2 separate regions of the Homo sapiens genome follow, and region 1 is linked to region 2. Evidence: chromatin loops called from intact Hi-C (ENCODE). Cell type or tissue: Calu3. All regions are shown on one strand. Each heading gives the region's core, and the rest is flanking DNA. Links, peaks and the distances in the headings are about the cores only.

What was found. Hi-C counts contacts between places; a loop is a spot of excess contacts. Peaks named below come from ENCODE experiments on the same cell type or tissue, not always from the same donor. Only the 100,000 strongest peaks of a DNase experiment are listed, where the experiment ranks them.
Region 1: it touches region 2 in a loop (2.4-fold over the local background); 4 of 110 quality-filtered maps call a loop at or near these places.

What each region holds. Positions count from the first base shown.
Region 1 is chr12:95,644,777-95,655,308 of GRCh38, forward strand. It overlaps the pseudogene PGAM1P5. Among named protein-coding and RNA genes, the nearest start is that of USP44, 99 kb to the left of the region's middle. RefSeq lists a silencer at 9,117-9,411. In Calu3, for the core only: no CTCF peak of the experiment used is centred there; DNase peaks (open chromatin) are centred at 4,815 and 8,625.
Region 2 is chr12:95,697,397-95,705,396 of GRCh38, forward strand. All of the region lies in intron 5 of NTN4 (netrin 4), which reads right to left. Among named protein-coding and RNA genes, the nearest start is that of NTN4, 89 kb to the right of the region's middle. RefSeq lists enhancers at 2,926-2,995, 3,046-3,095. In Calu3, for the core only: no CTCF peak of the experiment used is centred there; a DNase peak (open chromatin) is centred at 4,625.

The DNA of each region.
Region 1 (10,532 bases), core at 1,005-9,004, 52 kb before region 2:
TGAAACCCTGTCTCTACTAAAAATACAAAAATATTAGCCAGGTGTGTTGGCGCATGCCTGTAATCCCAGCTACTTGGGAGGCTGATGCAGGAGAATCACATGAACCAAGAAGGCGGAGGTCACAGTGAGCCGAGATGGTGGCACTGCACTCCAACCTGGGCAACAGAGCGAGACTCCATCTCCCAAAAAAAAAAATAATAAAAAATAAAATAAAGACAGTCTCACTATATTGCCCAGGCTGGTCTCAAACTCCTGGCTTTAAGTGATCCTCCCACCTCAGCCTCCCAAGGTACTGGGATTACAGGTGTGAGCCACCACGCCTGGCCTCAGGGACAATTTTTTTTCTTTTTTTTTTTTTTTTTTTTGAGACGGAGTCTTGCTCTGTCACCCAGGCTGGAGTGCAGTGGCGTGATCTCGGCTCACTGCAAGCTCCACCTGCTGGGTTCATGCCATTCTCCTGCCTCAGCCTCCTGAGTAGCTGGGACTGCAGGTGCCCGCCACCATGCCTGGCTAATTTTTTTGTATTTTTAGTAGAGACGGGGTTTCACTGTGTTAGCCAGGATGGTCTCGATCTCCTGACCTCATGATCCGCCTGCCTTGGCGCCCAAAGTGCTGGGATTATAGGCATGAGCCACTGTGCCCTGCCTTTTTTTTTTTTTTTTTTGACAGAGTCTCGCTCTGTTGACCAGGCTGGAGTGCAGTGGCATGATCTCAGCTCACTGCAACCTTCACCTCCCAGGTTCAAGTGATTCCCCTGCCTCAGCCCTCTGAGTAGCTGGAATTACAGGTGCCTGCCACCATGGCCCGCTAATCTTTGTATTTTTAGTAGAGATGGGGTTTCACCATGTTGGCCAGACTGGTCTTAAACTCCTCACCTCAAGTGATCCACCCACCTCAGCCTCCCAAAGTGTTGGGATTACAGGCGTAAGCCACTGTGCCTGGCCTCAGGAACACTTCTTAATGATTTTTTTTTCTTGCCTTAAGAAAACTTGAAGCAACTTCTTTTGTTAGTCTTTTTAGTCTTCTCCCTTCCTTCACTATTGTTGTTATTATTTTAGAGTCAGGGTCTCACTCTGTCATCCAGACTGGAGTGCAGTGGCATGATCATAACTCACTGCAACCTCAAAGACTCCTGAGCTCAAGGGATCCTTCTACCTCAGCCTCCAGAGTAGCTGGGACTGTAGACATGCACCACCACACCTGGCTAATTTTTAATTTTTTTTTTTTTTTTTTTTTTTTGAGACAGAGTCTTGCTCTGTTGCCCAGGCTGGAGTGCAATGGCGTGATCTCGGCTCAGTGCAAACTCCGCCTCCCAGGTTCAAGCAATTCTCCTGTCTCAGCCTCTTGAGTAGCTGGGATTATAGGCACCCACCACAATGCCTGGCTAATTTTTGTATTTTTAGTAAAGACAGGGTTTCACCATGTTGGCCAGGCTAGTTTCAAACTCCTGATCTCAGGTGATCTGCCCACCTCGGCCTCCCAAAGTGCTGGTATTACAGGCGTGAGCCACCACGCCCAGCCTTAAATTTTTTTTTTTAGAGATTGGATCTCGCTTTGTTGCCTAGGCTGGTCTCAAACTCGTGGGCTCAAGCAAGCCTCCTGCCTCAGCCTCCCAAAGTGCTGGGATTATAGGTGTGAGCCACGCGTCTGGCCCTCCCTTCCTTTATAGAGGAAGAAATAGGCAAAGAAAAGTTAGGAGGTAAGCAGGAAGCGAGTCTTCTTAAATGGAATCATAGGTGAGTTTGAGATTTACAGGAGAGGCTCAAACGGGTGATTTGGAGGATGCACCTGGGCCCAGAAAAAGACACAAGAACATCTGGCTGTCTGGACTGTATAAAGGAGTGAAGACTTCTCTTTACAACAACCATAAATAGTTTTGGATGTGAATTTCTGAAGCTTAAGGAACAAAATATTCAGCAAAATCTCTGGGTCACAGATGATTGGCTCCTTGCTCTGGAATAGCAATGCTTAATGTTGAGAAGCTTCAAACCTTTGAAATCTGTCATTGCCCAAAGCCTGAGAATAACTCACTAAATCCCAGGTTGACCTCCCTATAGCATCAGCTTGCAGTTCATGACAAATAAGGCAGGGAGAGAATTTATAGAGTTAATTACTAGGCTTGGTTCTATTAAATGTGCAAAGCACACATGCAAGGGGCTGGAGCTTTGACATGAGTGGAGAGACTTGAATTCTTTCGCAGCTGGAATGTGCCGGAACTTCCCAAAGGCTTGAAAGAATGCCTAGAATTTATTTTTTCTTTTATGGTCACTGTTATTTCTCACAGAGGCAAGTGAATCTTCCCAAGCTACCATGACGGGAGTCGAGGAGCTCCTGGCAGGCTTGTGGGGAACAAAGCCAGCCAGCTCTCCATGGCTTGGGCGGGCAGGGATCCCTGACTTTCTCTCACATGGGGGGCCGACAGGAGCTGTTGTAAATCTTTAAAGCCAAAAGGAAAATTAACGAGCGCAGCACAGAGCAGGACCTTGTCAGCTCGGTAATGGGTGGTGGGAGGAAGAATTCTGCTGCTTCCTCCTGGGCATTAAGTGTAACTCAAAAACTCCTGTTTTGTGGCCATTGTCCAATTATAACAGCTTTCTACTCTGGAGAATTTAGTCATTGACTGCTTTCAAGTCACCTGGGGGAAAACAGTATTCAATACGATCAAGAGGATGAGGTCTCTTGTTCTGAATTTTCCCTTTAGTGATGGAAACAAAATACTTCTCTGAATCCATTTAGGGCATTGAGCACTCCCAAAAGAAGCCCTACAATGGAGAGAAAGAGCGGGGATTATTAGAGAGATCTTCTGAAGGACCTCCCCCACTAGAATGGAGAGTGTAGAATGCAGAGTAGGGATTTTGTGTCATGCGCTGCTATATCTCCAGAACCTAGAACTGGTCCTATCGCACAGGAGGCTGACAAGAAATAGGTGCTAAAGTAACGAATGAAGATCTACAATCCAACAAATGACACTGTTCGGGAGCTCAGAGCTTTAAAGCAGTGTGATGTAGTTGCAGGAGCGTAGGGTGTGGAATCAGGCAGATATAGTGTTGTTGGATTGTAGATCTTCATTTGCTCATTTAGCACCTATAGGTTTATTCATTAACTTAACACCTATAGGTTTTGGCTCTGCTAGTTTGCTAGCTGTCTGGCCTATGGCAAGTTACTTTACTCCCCTTAATCTCGTGGTCTTCATCTGTAAAATGAAATAATAATCCCAACTTCAAAGTTGTTCTGAGGATTCCTTGAGATGATGACTGTGATGGTGTTTGACACTCTGAAAATGCTGATCCCAACCCTATCTCTCCTTAAATCATGTCAGTTCAGTAAGGAATTTACATAATGAACTATCTATTCAGTGGGAGAGTTAGAAAGCGGAAGCATCTGTTTATTGCCACAAAAATTTATAGATTAAGTTTGGGCAACATAGGGAGAACCTATATCTTCTTAAAAAAAAAAAAATTATCCGGGCATGGTGGCAAATGCCTGTAGTCCCAACTACTCGGGTGGGAGGATCACTTGAGCCACCGGGGGTCAAGGCTGCAGTGAGCTGTGATCTTGCCACGGCATTCCAATCAAGATGATAGAGCGACACCCTGTCTTAAAAAAAGTTGATAGTTTATACATTTATTTATTCATTTACAGATCTGTAGATTACAAATTACTCGTGATGTCTTAAGGTATTTGTTGTTTTGTTCTTACACGTGTGTTATTTTGTGTTTACAAAAGGAAAAGACATTTCATAAAGCTATTGAATCCCGAAAAGTCAACTTTAATTTTATTTTTATTTTTTGAGGCAGGGGCTCACTCTGTTGCCCAGGTTAGAGTTAGGTGGCGTAATAATGGTTCACTGCAGCCACGATCTTCCGGGCTCAAGCAATCCTCTTACCTCAACCTCCCAACTAGCTGGGACCATAGGTGCGTGGCACCATGCCCGGCTAATTTTTAAATTTTTTTGATTAATTAAGTGGGATCTCCCTATGCTACCCAGGCCAGTTTTGAACTCCTAGGGTCAAGGGATCCTCCTGCCTCAGCCTCCCAAAGTGCTGGGATTATAGATGTAAGCCTGAACAATATGAGGCTTTAAACACTACTTCTCAAAGAGCCTTAGCCAGTTCTGGTAGGATAATAACCTCGGGGCAAGTGAAAACTTGGAGAGGCAGGTTGTTCCTAAACTTAATCTTCTCTCTTGAAGCATTTGGTGAAACCTATAAAATTTGGGGGCGTGCAAATTAAGTGTACTTGTAAATATGGTCTGAAAAAATGCATTCACTGTATTTTTGCTTCCCACTGTTTAGTATAACATTTATCAGAGAGGCAGAAAACATGCGGATAAAAATATCCAGTTGTGTATTCTCAGTTGGTATCAAAAGCTAGGTCACTGAAGGTCACTGCCCAGCAAGTCCCCATGTGTAAGAGAGTGTTGGTATGTAAGAGTGTTTCTGATGTTAAGGAATTCTGTTTGCTGTGATGCGAGTTGTGTACATCTCCTTGATTTTTCTCCCCATATGTAACCAAAAAAATGCTATCCTGGATTTTATTTCTCTTTCACAGGAATGGGAAGGAAAAGTGTGGAGTCCGTGTGGATTTCTCTTATTTTATCTGTGGCTTGAATGTACATTTCTGAGAGAGGGTAAGTGAATCCACTCTCCATGTTTTCCTTTCTCAATGTTACTTCCTGTTCACCTTTCTCCTTATTCTTAAGCCTCTGAGGGTTACAATGGGGTGTGTGTGCAGGACTGCTACTGCCTAAGGGAAAATTACAAAGCTGCCTAGGCAGCCTGATTTATGAGGCATTGAAAGGCACATCTGACCAAAAATATCCCCACCACTGGCCTGCCACCAGTGCCTGAAATACCTATGATTAGAATCACCCATTAAAATGTTTTCTGCAGGCCGGGCATGGTGGCTCACGTCTGTAATCCCAGCACTATGGGAAGCCGAGGCGGGCGGATCACCTGAGGTCAGGAGTTGGAGACCAGCCTGGCCAACATGGTGAAACTCCATCTCTACTAAAAATACAAAAATGAGCCGGGCGTGGTGGCGGGCGCCTGTAATACCAGCTACCTGGGAGGCTGAGGCAGGAGAATCGCTTGAACCCAGGGGGTGGAGGTTGCAGTGAGCTGAGGCTGAGGTTGCTCCACTGCACTCCAGCCTGGGTGACAGAGTGAGACTATCTCAAAAAAAAAAAAAAAAAGAAAGAAAAAAAAGTTTGCAGACATGCCTGGCTTCTTTGGGTCATGAAGGCATTGTGTTAGGAGAAAATTGGGAAGTGGGAAAGTGGGAAAGTATTGCATTATAATGATTTATATTATGAACCTATCAATCTCTTGGTCAAGAGTAACATCTTGATAAGTAAGTAGACTGAGGCTGGAGGGAAAGTTGGGAGTTGAGAGCTTTGTCCAGCATCTTGGTGTACACCCTGTGCAGGATGAAGTCGACAGGTAGCTGGGGAGAGATTGTACAAAGTGGATTGAGGGGTAGAGATAGCAAAGACAAATTTAGGTATTTCACAGGTCTATACAAGGCCAGGTTAGGAAGTAAGGGTACATAATTGCCAGAGGAATCTCCTTTCTGACTGACTTTAAGGAATCTCTCTTACCGACTCTACAGGGCTGTTATGTGAGGTTCTTTCAATTTTCCTTTTCCATCATCTTAGTTTTGGGGTAACCATAACAGGACTAATGATTCTGTTATTCATAAAATAATATTTGTGACAAAGGCCAAGTAGATTCATATCCGACAAATCCAAGTGGATTTGTCGAGTCTATTCTGTAAAAGTGTCCAGAGCAGTGCTTCTCAAAGTCTTGTCTGTAGACCACCTCTATCTGAGTTACCACAGGTGCTTATGAAAATCTCCCTCCCCGGGCCCCATCTAGACCTTTGGAAACAAGACTCTCTGAGGTAGAGGCCTGGGTCTCTGCATTAAAAACAGCTGTGGGGCCGGGCGCGGTGGCGCACGCCTGTAATCCCAGCACTTTGGGAGGCCGAGGCGGGCGGATCACGAGGTCAGGAGATCGAGACCGTCCTGGCTAACACGGTGAAACCCCGTCTCTACTAAAAATACAAAAAATTAGCCGGGCGTGGTGGTGGGCGCCTGTAGTCCCCGCTACTCGGGAGGCTGAGGCAGGATAATGGCGTGAACCCGGGAGGCGGAGGTTGCAGTGAGCCGAGATCGTGCCACTGCACTCCAGCCTGGGCCACAGATTAAGACTCGGTCTAAAAAAAAAAAAATCAATTTTAGTATATGGTAAAAGTAATGGGTTTCCCTAATTTCCTGGTTACCATTGTTTACGGTTTCTGTATTATTTCACCTTCTGTAGCTTTTCTGGCTCTTCAAACACAATTAACAGCAGGAAAATTAGATGGAAAATTTTTGTAATAAATATTCAGAAATACCTTACATAAATCATGGTGTCTAGCAATGGAAGAATTGATTAACTGAATATATTCTACCTTGAAATATTCTGCATATTTTTACTAGAACAAACTGCCTTTTTTTATTTTTATTTTTTAATTTGAGACAGAGTTTTGCTCTGTTGCCCAGGCTGGAGGGCAGTGGTGTCATCTCAGCTCACTGCAGCCTCCACCACCTGCAAACTGCCTTTTTCTAGCTGTTGCTTTCCTTGATTCTCTTATATCATTATCTTTTGTTTCCTGCCCCTATCTCCCTCCCCTTGGTTGACAAAGTGCCTACATTCTCTATTTTTTCCCATTTCCTTGTCTCTCTCTGGTGTAATTCCTTCTCATTCATCTTGCAAGCAGAATTTCTCTATACAGCAAAGGTCAGAGCTGACAGGACTGATCTGAAATGCTGTTGAATTTCATAGTTGCTCATTCAAGATCATTACTGATACATGCAAAAGTGGACCTTCTGCCAAAATCGACCTCAGAAAATCAGACCAAGAGGAAAAGGGCAAAGGTAAAGAAGAGACTCTTGCTGGGCAGCGGCTGATGCCTGTAATCCTAGCACTTTGGGAGGCTGAGGAGGGAGGATTGCTTAAGCCCAGGAGTTCGAGACCAGCCTGGGCAACATAGCCAGAACCCAGTCTCTACAAATAATTAAAAAACAATCAGCTGGGTGTGGTGGCGTGCATCCAGCTGGGACCACAGGCTACTCAAGAGGCTGAGGCAAGGGGATTGCTTGAGTCCAGGAGGTTGAGGCTGCAGTGAGCTGTGATCACGCCACCACACTCCGGCCTGTGTGACAGAGTGAGACCTTGTCTCGAAAAAATTAAAAAAAAAAAAAAAAAAAAAAAAAAGAAGGGACTCTTACCATTTCCATTTCCTCTTAATATAAATGACATTAGGCAGCATTACTCTGATGGCGCTGTAACCATAGGAAGGAGTAGAAAATGACACAGCCACATAGTGGTATGATAGAATACATTACAATTTGGAGTGTGTAAAAAAAAAACCGGAAGAAAATGCTGATTTTCAATTCTCTTCCCTCAACTAAAGAAACAGGCGTGAAGGAAAATGGTGCAGTTGGCATTATCTCACATGGACTCCTTTCTAAATGCAAGAATGCCCTTTTAGGAGCTGAAATATGAACACTGTGAGTTAGAATGCATGGGTTCAAATTCAGACTTCACAATTATTATCTGACTGTCCTTGAACAATTTAATCAGTCTCCTGCACCTCTGTTTCTTCCTCTGAGAAATGGGAATAATAATAGCATGCACCTCAGGGGTGGTTAGGAGCATAAAATGGGGATAACACCTGTAAAGCACTAAGAAAAGTGCCTTGCATGTAGTAAACTCTTAATTGCTGCTTGCTAGCATTGATATATTTTTTCTTTTTTGAGACAGTGTCTTGCTCTGTTGCCCAGGCTGGAGTATGGCGGCAAGATCATGGCTCACTGCAGCCTCGACCTCCTGGGCTCAAGTGATCCTCACCTCAGCCTCCTGAATAGCTAGGACTATAGGCACACACCACCATGCCCTGCTAATTGTTTTATTTTTTTGGAGAGACGTGGTCTCACTATGTTACCCAGGCTGGTCTCGAACTCCTGAGCTCAAGCAATCCTCTCACCTTGGCCTTCCAAAGTGCTGGGATTATTTTTTATTCACCAAGTTTGAAATCTTTGGTAGTGTCCTAGCTGAGGAGGCATCCAGGGAGTTTCTGGGCAGAATAGTTAACCGATACTGTGAAAATCTGCTAACAGTGGTTGTTTTGCTTTTTGGGAAGCAGCGTTCCTTGTCTGGCTGCTGTTCCCCCCTGGTCACATGGGCACACTATGATTAAATCATTCCTAGTAAATCTTGGATATTCTTGGATTTAATAATAAATTAATTACTAATGATCACACTTTGGAACATGTTTCCCTGCCTGTGACATACTAAGAAACTAGAAACGTATTCAGCATTTACCAAAACACTCTTCCTTTTTTTTTTTAAGACAGGGTCTCACTCTGTGGCCCAGGCTGGAGTGCAGTGTTGCAATTATGGCCTTGATCTCCCAGGCTCAAATGATCCTCCCACCTCAGCCTCCCAGGTAGCTGGGATTACAGGCATGCACCACCACACCCAGCTAATTTTTTGTGGGTTTTGTAGAGATGAGGTCCTCCTATGTTGCCGAGGCTGGTCTTAAACTCTTGGGCTCAAGTGATCCGCCCACCTTGGCCTCACCAAGTACTGGCATTACAGGCGTGAGTCACCGCACCTGGCCAAAACCCTCTCTTAATGGAACATACATCTCACATTCTGGAAATATCTATTATCCCAGTGCATATTTCTTTCTTTCTCATGACTAACATTCTGCTTTTTTAGTTATTCACATACATAAACTGACTGATAATAAATCTGGGAATTTGTCATTTAAAAAAATGCACATTTCAAACACAATCAGTAATCCTCAAACAGTAGAGACATGTTTACATTTCTTTGGTTAAAGTGTAGGAACACAGGGACTAGGGAATCATTTTTTAAAAAGTATTTTCAGACAAATCATTTTCTGAGAGACTTAAAAAAAGAAACTGTCAGTCATTTGAGGCATACCCTTTTGCTTCTATTCCATTTTTATCATACCAATCTCTCTTGCAAAATTGATGTTATTCATAAATGTTTTCCTTCCAAACTGTGGGAAATAAGATGTGAGTTTGGCCCTTTGATAAAGTTAGGCTCAGGGACTGCTTATCATTGAAACAATGAGCACAAAAGCGATTCAGTCCTGGGACTTCTCACAAAACTCAGCGGGCCAGGCGGTGCTCACTCTTGTTCTCAGGCATTCCAGGGGAGTGGCAGAGGGACAGCCAGCACGAGACATTTTCAAGGTTGTTTTTCCCACCCTTTAGAATTGGTAAATCTCCGATCGTTTAGAAAAGGATTTGTTTTGCAAGAACCTAAAGTGTCCCCAAGAACTATGTTTACCCATAATAGGCCTTGCTCTCTGTTTAACAGAGCCAGATGGACACTGCTATTTGGCTCATGGTCATATCCCCACAGATTTGACCTCATTTAGAGGACACTATTAAAAGATTATCCTATTATTGAGAATTTCCATTGCATCAAATAGCAAATATTAGTAAGATTCCTCTACAGGGAAAATGATGTAAGAAGAGGGTAAGACTGTGTTGACCTCAGGCAAATCACATGGATAGGTATGTGGCAATTATGAAACTCAGTGCTGACTAATAAAGCCCAGCGGCACACAGAGTAAAGGTCCAGGAGCAGAGACTTTCCCAGTAGCTCTCGAAGGAAGTGTTGAGGTTCCACTGAAGCCATAGATGGAAATCTTATTTGACTCCGTTGCCTTAGTACCAAGATGGTTATTTTGAAAGAGGCTAAGGAGGAGAAAGTGCATGTAGCAGGATGGCAGGATGGGATGTGGGGATGATGGGATGATGGGATGTTGGGATGATGGGATGATGGGATGATGGGATGATGGGATGTTGGGATGACGAGATGTTGGGATGTTGGGATGTTGGGATGTTGGGATGATGGGATGATGGGATGTTGGGATGACGAGATGTTGGGATGTTGGGATGTTGGGATGTTGGGATGATGGGATGATGGGATGTTGGGATGATGGGATGTTGGAATGTTGGGATGATGGGATGATGGGATGTTGGGATAATGGGATGTTGGGATGATGGGATGATGGGATGTGAGGATGTTGGGATGTTGGGATGATGGGATGATGGGATGTTGGGATGATGGGATGTGGGGATGTTGGGATGATGGGATGATGGGATGTTGGGATGATGGGACGATGGGATGTTGGGATATTGGGATGATGGGATGTTGGGATGATGGGATGTTGGGATGATGGGATGTTGGGATGATGGGATGATGGGATGTTGGGATAATGGAATGTTGGGATGATGGGATGATGGGATGTGAGGATGTTGGGATGTTGGGATGATGGGATGATGGGATGTTGGGATGATGGGATGTTGGGATGTTGGGATGATGGGATGTGGGGATGTTGGGATGATGGGATGATGGGATGATGGGATGTTGGGATGATGGGACGATGGGATGTTGGGATATTGGGATGATGGGATGTTGGGATGATGGGATGTTGGGATGATG
Region 2 (8,000 bases), core at 1-8,000:
TGTAGTATCCTTGAGAAATTTCCTGGATAATCTGACAATATTTATCATCTTTCACACTTATTCATTAGTATCTCTCTTTTCTTGATGGTTTTTGTTGGCCTATCTGGAATATTCTCCAGTCATTTCCATCTTTCCTATACTAAGATTCCTTAGGATGAAATCAGTTCTTTAGATTCAAATACTACATGGCTATTTATCAGTAAGCAGGGCCTTACAAAACTAAAGGCTTTTACTTTTTTTTTTTTTTCAAAAAAACTAGGTTCTTTAAAAATTATTTTTGCCTTTAAAATATATATTTTATTATTTCTTCCTTTGGGTTTTGATTCTGTTGTCATTAACTGGGTCACGGTGTGTAATACAGTTCTTTGGATCTTTGCAGGTCATGGGATCTTTGTAGTCAGACTAACCTGGGTTCAAATCCCAGCCTTGGCACTGACCAGCTATGTGAACATGGGCAAATTATATACAGTCATCCCTCAACATCCGTGGATTCAGCATCCATAGAATCAACCCACTGTGGATCAAAAATATTTGAGGAGAAACCCAGTAAAAAATAGCAATACAACAATACAACTAAACACTACAGTATAACAACTATTTACACAGCATTTACATTGTATTAGGTATTATAAGTAACCTAGAGATGATTTACAGTATACAGGGGGGTGTGCATAGGTTATATGAAAATACTAAGCCATTTCATATAAGGGACTTGAGCATCCATGAATTTTGGTATCCTCGGGGATCCTGGAACCAATCCCTCGAGGATACTGTGGATGGAGGAACAGGGACAACTGTAATCAATTTAAGTCTCAGTGTCTTCATTTGTAAAATAGAAAATATAGCACATAAAGCTATAACTTAGCACATAAACATTGCTAAATTACCTACCACGAGGTCTGGTCCATGACAGCCATTCACCAAATGCTCATTCTCTTCTTTATGCACCTTCTAATTTTGTCCAGACCTTCTGAAGATTTTGATATTTTCTAATTGTTTGCTTGATTATTACATGTCCTCATCAAAAGTAGAATGGTATACTATTTATTTATTCAGTGAATTACTGCATTCCACTTTCTTCTTGGAAGACATTTTAGAGAATTTCATGACCTTGTCCACTTCTCTTCCCAAATGTGACTGATTTTTATTATCCATCAATTTGTAAAGTTTTGGCTGGGTGTAGTGGCTCCAGCCTGTAATCCCAGCACTTTAGGAGGCCAAGGTGGGAGGATCACTTGAGCTCAGGAGTTCAAGACCAGCCTGGGGAACATAGTGAGACCCTGTCTATACTAAAAATAAAAAATTAAAAAATTAGCTGGGCATGATGGCACATGCCTGTAGTCCCAGCTACTCAGAAGGCTGAGGCAGGAGAATTGCTTGAGCCCAGGAGTTTGAGGCTGCAATGAGCCATGTTCATGACACTGCACTCCAGCCTGTGCGATAGAGTGAGACTCTGCCTCAAAAAAAAAATAAAATAAAAAATAATCGTAGCTTCTCTTTTTTTGATGAATTTCAATATGTGTTATTTAATCTTTTTAAAGGATTGCCTTAGTATGATTATTATGTTATGACATATCTATTTTCTCTATTTCTCTCACTTCTTAAACTCTGGTTTTACTTCTTGGATTAAAAAAAAAAAAAAAAGCTGAGATTAAAGTTTCCCAACTATTACTGCCAAGTTACTGTTCTATTTAAAGTGTGGTTTCCACAAACAGTTACTTCATATTGATTCTATGCTGGAATCATTCACAGTTGCTTTCAATATAAAACAAGGATGTCTATGTTGTTTATATGGTATAAAATGAACTCACGTGACTTTGCCAAACCTACAATTTGAAAGAAAAAGCCCACAAGTTACTATTTGAAGAGACCTCAATAACCTTTGGGAAGGAATGGACTGGTTCACAGGCACGAGAATAAACAAATGAAAGGTGCTTATGTTTTCTTACATGTGTAATTGTGGTAAGGTATTCTGGATTTAATTAGTGTAAAAATTGTACTTGAAAGATAGACTGAAATGGAAGCATCACTATACAGGAGGTAAAATGAAATAACTGTTTAAGAGAGATCAGTGCAAACGGAAATGCAGAGACTCTTCCTGAGAGCATCATGAGAAGGGGCTATTTGAGTAGAATGTGAAGAATGGCAATAGAGACTGAGGCAAGAGAGTCATCCACCCAAAGCACCTGCATCTCCAACAGCTGAGTAGTTTTCACCTAAGCCAGAAAGAAGGAAAAAAAAAAAAAGATCTGGATGATATAACCCTTTCTTTACAAAGATAGCTGGTTCATTTGGGTAGGTAGCCATGAAACCAGATGCTATCTTGGTAAATGCTTGGTTTGGGTTTTAGGGCAGAGAGACCAAGTTTATTTTTATTCACTCTGTGCTAAAGGGCAATTGACTACATTTATTTTGGCCCATCAGGGAGGAAGGAAGGGCATGCCAATCTTTCAAGAGGTTGTTTACTTTGACAGAGAATGAATTCTGCTTTCTTTTCCATTTTCTGATTTTCCTTTTAATATGGAGAAAGACTATGTAATAGTTTAAAATATGTGTCTTGGCATAAAAGTCAATAAATTTATTGTAAAGGAATTAACTGGTTGTTTCCTAAAAGGAGTTAATTCTGTTCTACAGGCATTTCTTTAAACACCTGTTTCAAACAGTGTATTCTTCTAAAGTGAGGATTTTTTTTTTTTTTTTTTTTTTTTTTTTTTTTTTTACTTAGGGTCTCAGTCTGCCACCCTGGTTGTGTAGTGCAGTGGTGTGATCATGGCTCACTGCAGCCTCAAACTCCTGGGCACAAGTGGTCCTCCTGCCTGAGCCTCCTGAGTTGCTGGGACTACAAGTGCATACCATCATGCTCAGCTAATTAATTTTTTTTTAAAGAGAGCTTATGCTAGAGACAAGACTGCTATAAGCAGTGGTTTTCAAATGCTGAGCCAAGAGGCCAAAAGGCTGAATCAGAGTCACCAACGATGCTTTTTAAAGGAATGCAGATTTCTGTCCGGACGCCCTGTTGGAGATTCTGATTCAGTGTATTCTGGGCAGGACTCTAAGATTGCACATTTTGAGTAAGTGCTCCCTGGTGATTCTGACCCACAGCCAGGTTTGGGAACCAATGACTTGAGGTGAGAGAAGTGGGGCTGTGAAAGTGGAGGCAAGACCTTGTCCAAACCGTTCTACTTTTGACTCAGAGTCTGAGTCTGACTTCCTGATGAAAAATGACCTGAGAGTTTGAAACTGGCCGTGGTGAGAATGTTTCAACCACAGAAATTGCTAAATGGTGTGAATCAGGTCAGGGTTCCCTCCCACCACGAACCCTGCCGCAAAAGCCAGTACACAATTATCTAGGAAGGTTATTCTCTTTTTTCTTTCTTTCTTTTTCTTTTCTTCCCTTTCTTTTTTCTTTCTTTCTTTCTTTTTTTTTTTTTTTTTGAGACAGAGTCTCCCTCTGTTGCCCAGGTTGGAGTGCAGTGGTGCAATCTTGGCTCATTGCAACTTCTGCCTCCTCGGTTCAAGTGATTCTCCTGCCTCAGCCTCCCAAGTAGCTGGGACTACAGGCGCCCTCCACCATTCCCAACTAATTTTTGTATTTTTAGTAGAGACAGGGTTTCACCATGTTGGCTAGGCTGGTCTTGAACTCCTGACCTCAGGTGATCTGCCCACTTGGCCTCCCAAAGTGCTGAGATTACAGGTGTGAGCCACCACCCCTGCTGTCACATTTTAAAAATATGCCTGCTATAGAAAAATCTACCTGTGTTATAGGTTACCAAAGTCACATAGGTGACTTTAAAGGTTTCAAGTGAGTTACTCTAAAAGAGACTATCCACTTTTTGAACAGAGAGATGAGATTCCTCAAAGTACCTCAGTACACAGTGAGAATTACATTCCCCTTTTTCCTTCTGTGCCTGAGCAACGAGTCACTTTGAGCCTCCATTTCTGTTCTCAGCCCTAGGTTCAGCTGGAGAGATTCATGTTTTCCCTTGTGTTTACAGACCTTAAATGCACTGTCCTTTCAAAAATTTTTTTTTCCTAAGCTGTAGAAATAAATTCAGTTTCAGTGATCTCCCCAGTCTTAAAAAAACAAACAACATCCCTGGAATCCTCAGAAGTGATTTCTTGGCATGGTAATGTGTAGTTGATTGTGCTGGGTCCAACAGTAGACTCTGATTAAGGTTGAAATAAAGAGGAAGTGAGAACAGGGATGATTTAATTGCTCACAAGAAATAAATCTATTGGCTAGAAGATTTGGTTCAGGGCCTCGTTTCTTCAGGTTTGATGAATTTATAACCATTAAGTAAAAATGTACACATAAAACCATAGCATTTAGCATGGTGCTTCTCAGGAGAGTGGGAGGAAAAATCTCCTAGAACATTCGTGGAACCAGTAAGTCCTTGGCTTAACCTGGCAGGAAACTAGCTACCTAACTGCAAACAAAACCCCAAGATTAATGCCATCAATATTTGTTGAATGAATCAACATGCCCAGGTACGTATTTTATTACATGTATCATAGATGCTGTGAGGAAGAACATCATCAATTTGTTTCATTTTCTAGATCAACTCATTAAAAATGACTGAGATTAGAAAGCTGGACAAACTGGCTGGGCGCGGTGGCTCACGCATGAAATCTCAGCACTTTGGGAGGCCGAGGAAGGTGAATCACTTGAGGTCAGGAGTTCGAGACCAGCCTGGCCAACATAGGGAAACCCCGTCTCTACTAAAAATACAAAAATTAGCTGGGTGTGGTGACGAGCACCTGTAATCCCAGCTGCTCGGGTGGCTGAGGCAGGAGAATCATTTGAACCTAAGAGGCAGAGGTTGTAGTGAGCCAAGATTGCGCCATTGCACTCCAGCCTGGGCAACAGGGAGAGACTCCGTCTCAAAAGAACAAAAAAAAAACAAAAAAAAAGAAAAAAAAAAAAAGAAATCAGGACAAACTGTATTTCAGCAATTTTACAGGAAAAAACAGAAACAGCCATCTAAGAAGTAGGGAGGGATCTTTTCAAGGAAGTCTTCCCTAAATTGTCCTCACTCACCCCCACACTCTCCCTAAGGCACTTGCTGTATCTTTTTCATTGCACTTTCCTCTTGTAAAATGGGTGGTAATAATGTTACCTACATTGAAGTGCTTTAGTGAAAGTTAAAAAAGTGAAAACATACACAGCCCTTTGAATAGTGACCAGAAAATAGTATGCACTCAATATACGTCAGCAATTACTATGATATTGTCATCATCATCACCACCACAGAGTACTGAAATGATCTATTATTATACATTTCTCCTCATCTAGAATGTAACATCTCTTAGGGAAGATCTTCTGATTTTCACAGACTTAATGTTGGCACAGGGGAAGCACTCAATAAATGTTTTCTGAACTAAACTGAGCTACAACTTATGTGCTTCTAGTAAATTTATCTCAACTGTTGCTTCAGGTTTTCAATGGTTTTTTTTTTTTTTGGTTTTTTTTTTTTTTGAGACATAGTCTTGCTCTGGAGGCTCCCAGGCTGGAGTGCAATGGCGCAATCTTGGCTCACTGCAACCTCTGCCTCCCAGGTGCGAGCGATTCTCCTGCCTCAGCCTCCTAAGCAGGTGGGATTACATGTGCCTGCCACCATGCCTGGCTAATTTTGTATTTTTAGTAGAGACGGAGTTTCACCATGTTGGCCAGGCTGGTCTCGAACTCCTGACCTCAGGTGATCCACCGGCCTTGGCCTCCCAAAGTGCTGGGATTACAGGTGTGAGCCACCACCCCTGGCCCAGTTCTAACTTTTGAGAAGATAAAAACTGGAAAAGAAGAGAGAGAAGAAGAAAAGGGCTGTCATATGTTCATTGCTGGCAGTCCAATAGACTAGATTGCCCAAGCCTAGTTAATATTATGTTTATGATTATTTCACTGATAGAAATGTAAGGTTCATTATTTCCTTGGTACGCATTTGTAGGCTCTAGCACTTGGAAATGGGGAACAAATATATAGAAAAAAATCTTCTAGCGTGTGTCTTCCCAAGTAAAGTCTTCATATAGATATGGCCAGTATAACAACATTTTCCAGTGTGTGCTATAGAACACGGGTCCCAAAAGATGCTTTGAAAGAAAAGCATTCTCTGGTTAAATTGGAGAGATGTCAAAACTCCGAAACAGGTTTATAATAAACATTAGCATATTAGGCTCTGAGACATACTGAAGTGAAGAAACCTTTGATTAATTTATTTCCTAAATTTGAAGGCCATAGCAAAATTTCCCCTCACATAATTTCTATTAACATTTCATAGAATTAGAACTCTGCAGATCAAACTCTGGAAAATGCTGTACCACAGAAACATATTTATTCAGATTTCCATTTTTTCTCAGTAAACCTCTACATAATTTATTCTAAAATATTCTAAGCCTATATGCACACAAATAGAGATGTAAACCTTCGTTAATTTGGATGTTTGCTTAACTAGGCTGTTCTGGCTAACTCTGAAAAATTTAACTGTAAATTAAGTGCATAGAACCCTTGTTGAAAAGCATTCAAGAGCACTCTCAACCTTAAAAAAAAATTTTTAAGAGATGGGAAATTTCTCTGCTGCCCAGGCTGGAGTGCAGTGGCGTGATCCTAACTCACTGCAGCCTCGAATTTTGGAGGCTCAAGTGATCCTCCCTCCTCAGCCTCCTGAGGAGCTGGGATGTCAGCTGTGTGCCATCATGCCTGGCTACTCTGAACCTTTAATATGATTCAATAGCTCTGGGGTAGGATCAGAGGTTCTGAATTGCTAATCAGCAACCAGATGATGCCAATGCGGCTGGTCTGCAGACCACACACAGAGTAGCAGTTTGCTTTTCTGCCTTGGTAAGCTCAGTAAAATAAATATAATAAAATTGTTATTTTGAATAACATTGTACTTGTTGTTGATGGAACCACATACTGAAATAGTTTAAATTTTTAAAATATCAACTTGTTTTCTTGATACTACCTTCCTCATAAAAGTAAAGTGGGAAATAATGGGGGGAAAACATCTAGCTATAAGAATATCGCTGTCAGCACCTCACATGAAATCTGGTAATTATAGGTACTTAATAAATGTTAAATATGTTAACTTATTTGTCATAAGCTTTATTATCAGTTATAACTGAAGCAGTGACAAAGAGGTGACATAGGGATACATCTACTAAGGAGGGAATTAATGATATGAAAATATTACTAAAGAGTAATGAAAATGCTCTCAAACATACTCCTAATCAAACAACGTAGGTAGAGAGTACGTAGGTAGAGAGAACTGGATGTGCTGATAAATGTTGGGATCTACTGCAGGCTCAGAAAAAGAGAAGAACCAGAGTAATATTCTGGAAGCAGATGCCAGTAAGGAAACGTAAGCTAGGGAAGCAGACACAGGCATCTCTGCCCCAAATGTATCCTGGAATAGTCACAAAGCGAATGGAGATAGGCTTTCCTAGGGAAGCCTACCCAGGGATCGGGGAGCTGTCTGGAGAGGGAAAGAAAGAAATACAGATCTTCCCTATGAACCCATCTACCTCCTATACATTATGCTAAAAGAACTAAATTGGTGTTGGTTATTTTCATAATTTTCCTACTTGGTGCATTAAGTACCATCCAAGTATTTGTTAACTAGGAATGATTACTAATATGACTTAGTAGTAGTAGTTTTTAGCTTCAAGTTTTTCAGTAGCCAGATGTAGCTGAATCCATAACAACATATAAGGGGATCAGAAACTTGTTACAATTATGTTAGAATTACAGACAAATATGTTACAATTACCTTATTATGTTTCAGGGCAATTTTTTTTTTAAGAGTATCTTAATGTGGTCTTGATGGAGTTTTCCTTGAAATGACTTTGGAGCCTTTGGTCTTCTGGTACTTGGGTATTATCTATAAATATACATGGCTATATCTATAAATATCAACCAGGCAATTATAGTAGATGACGCACATGGACTGATTATCAACTACTTGTTGGTAGTTCAACTCGAGAGTTACTCTTGCTCCCTGACTGAGATG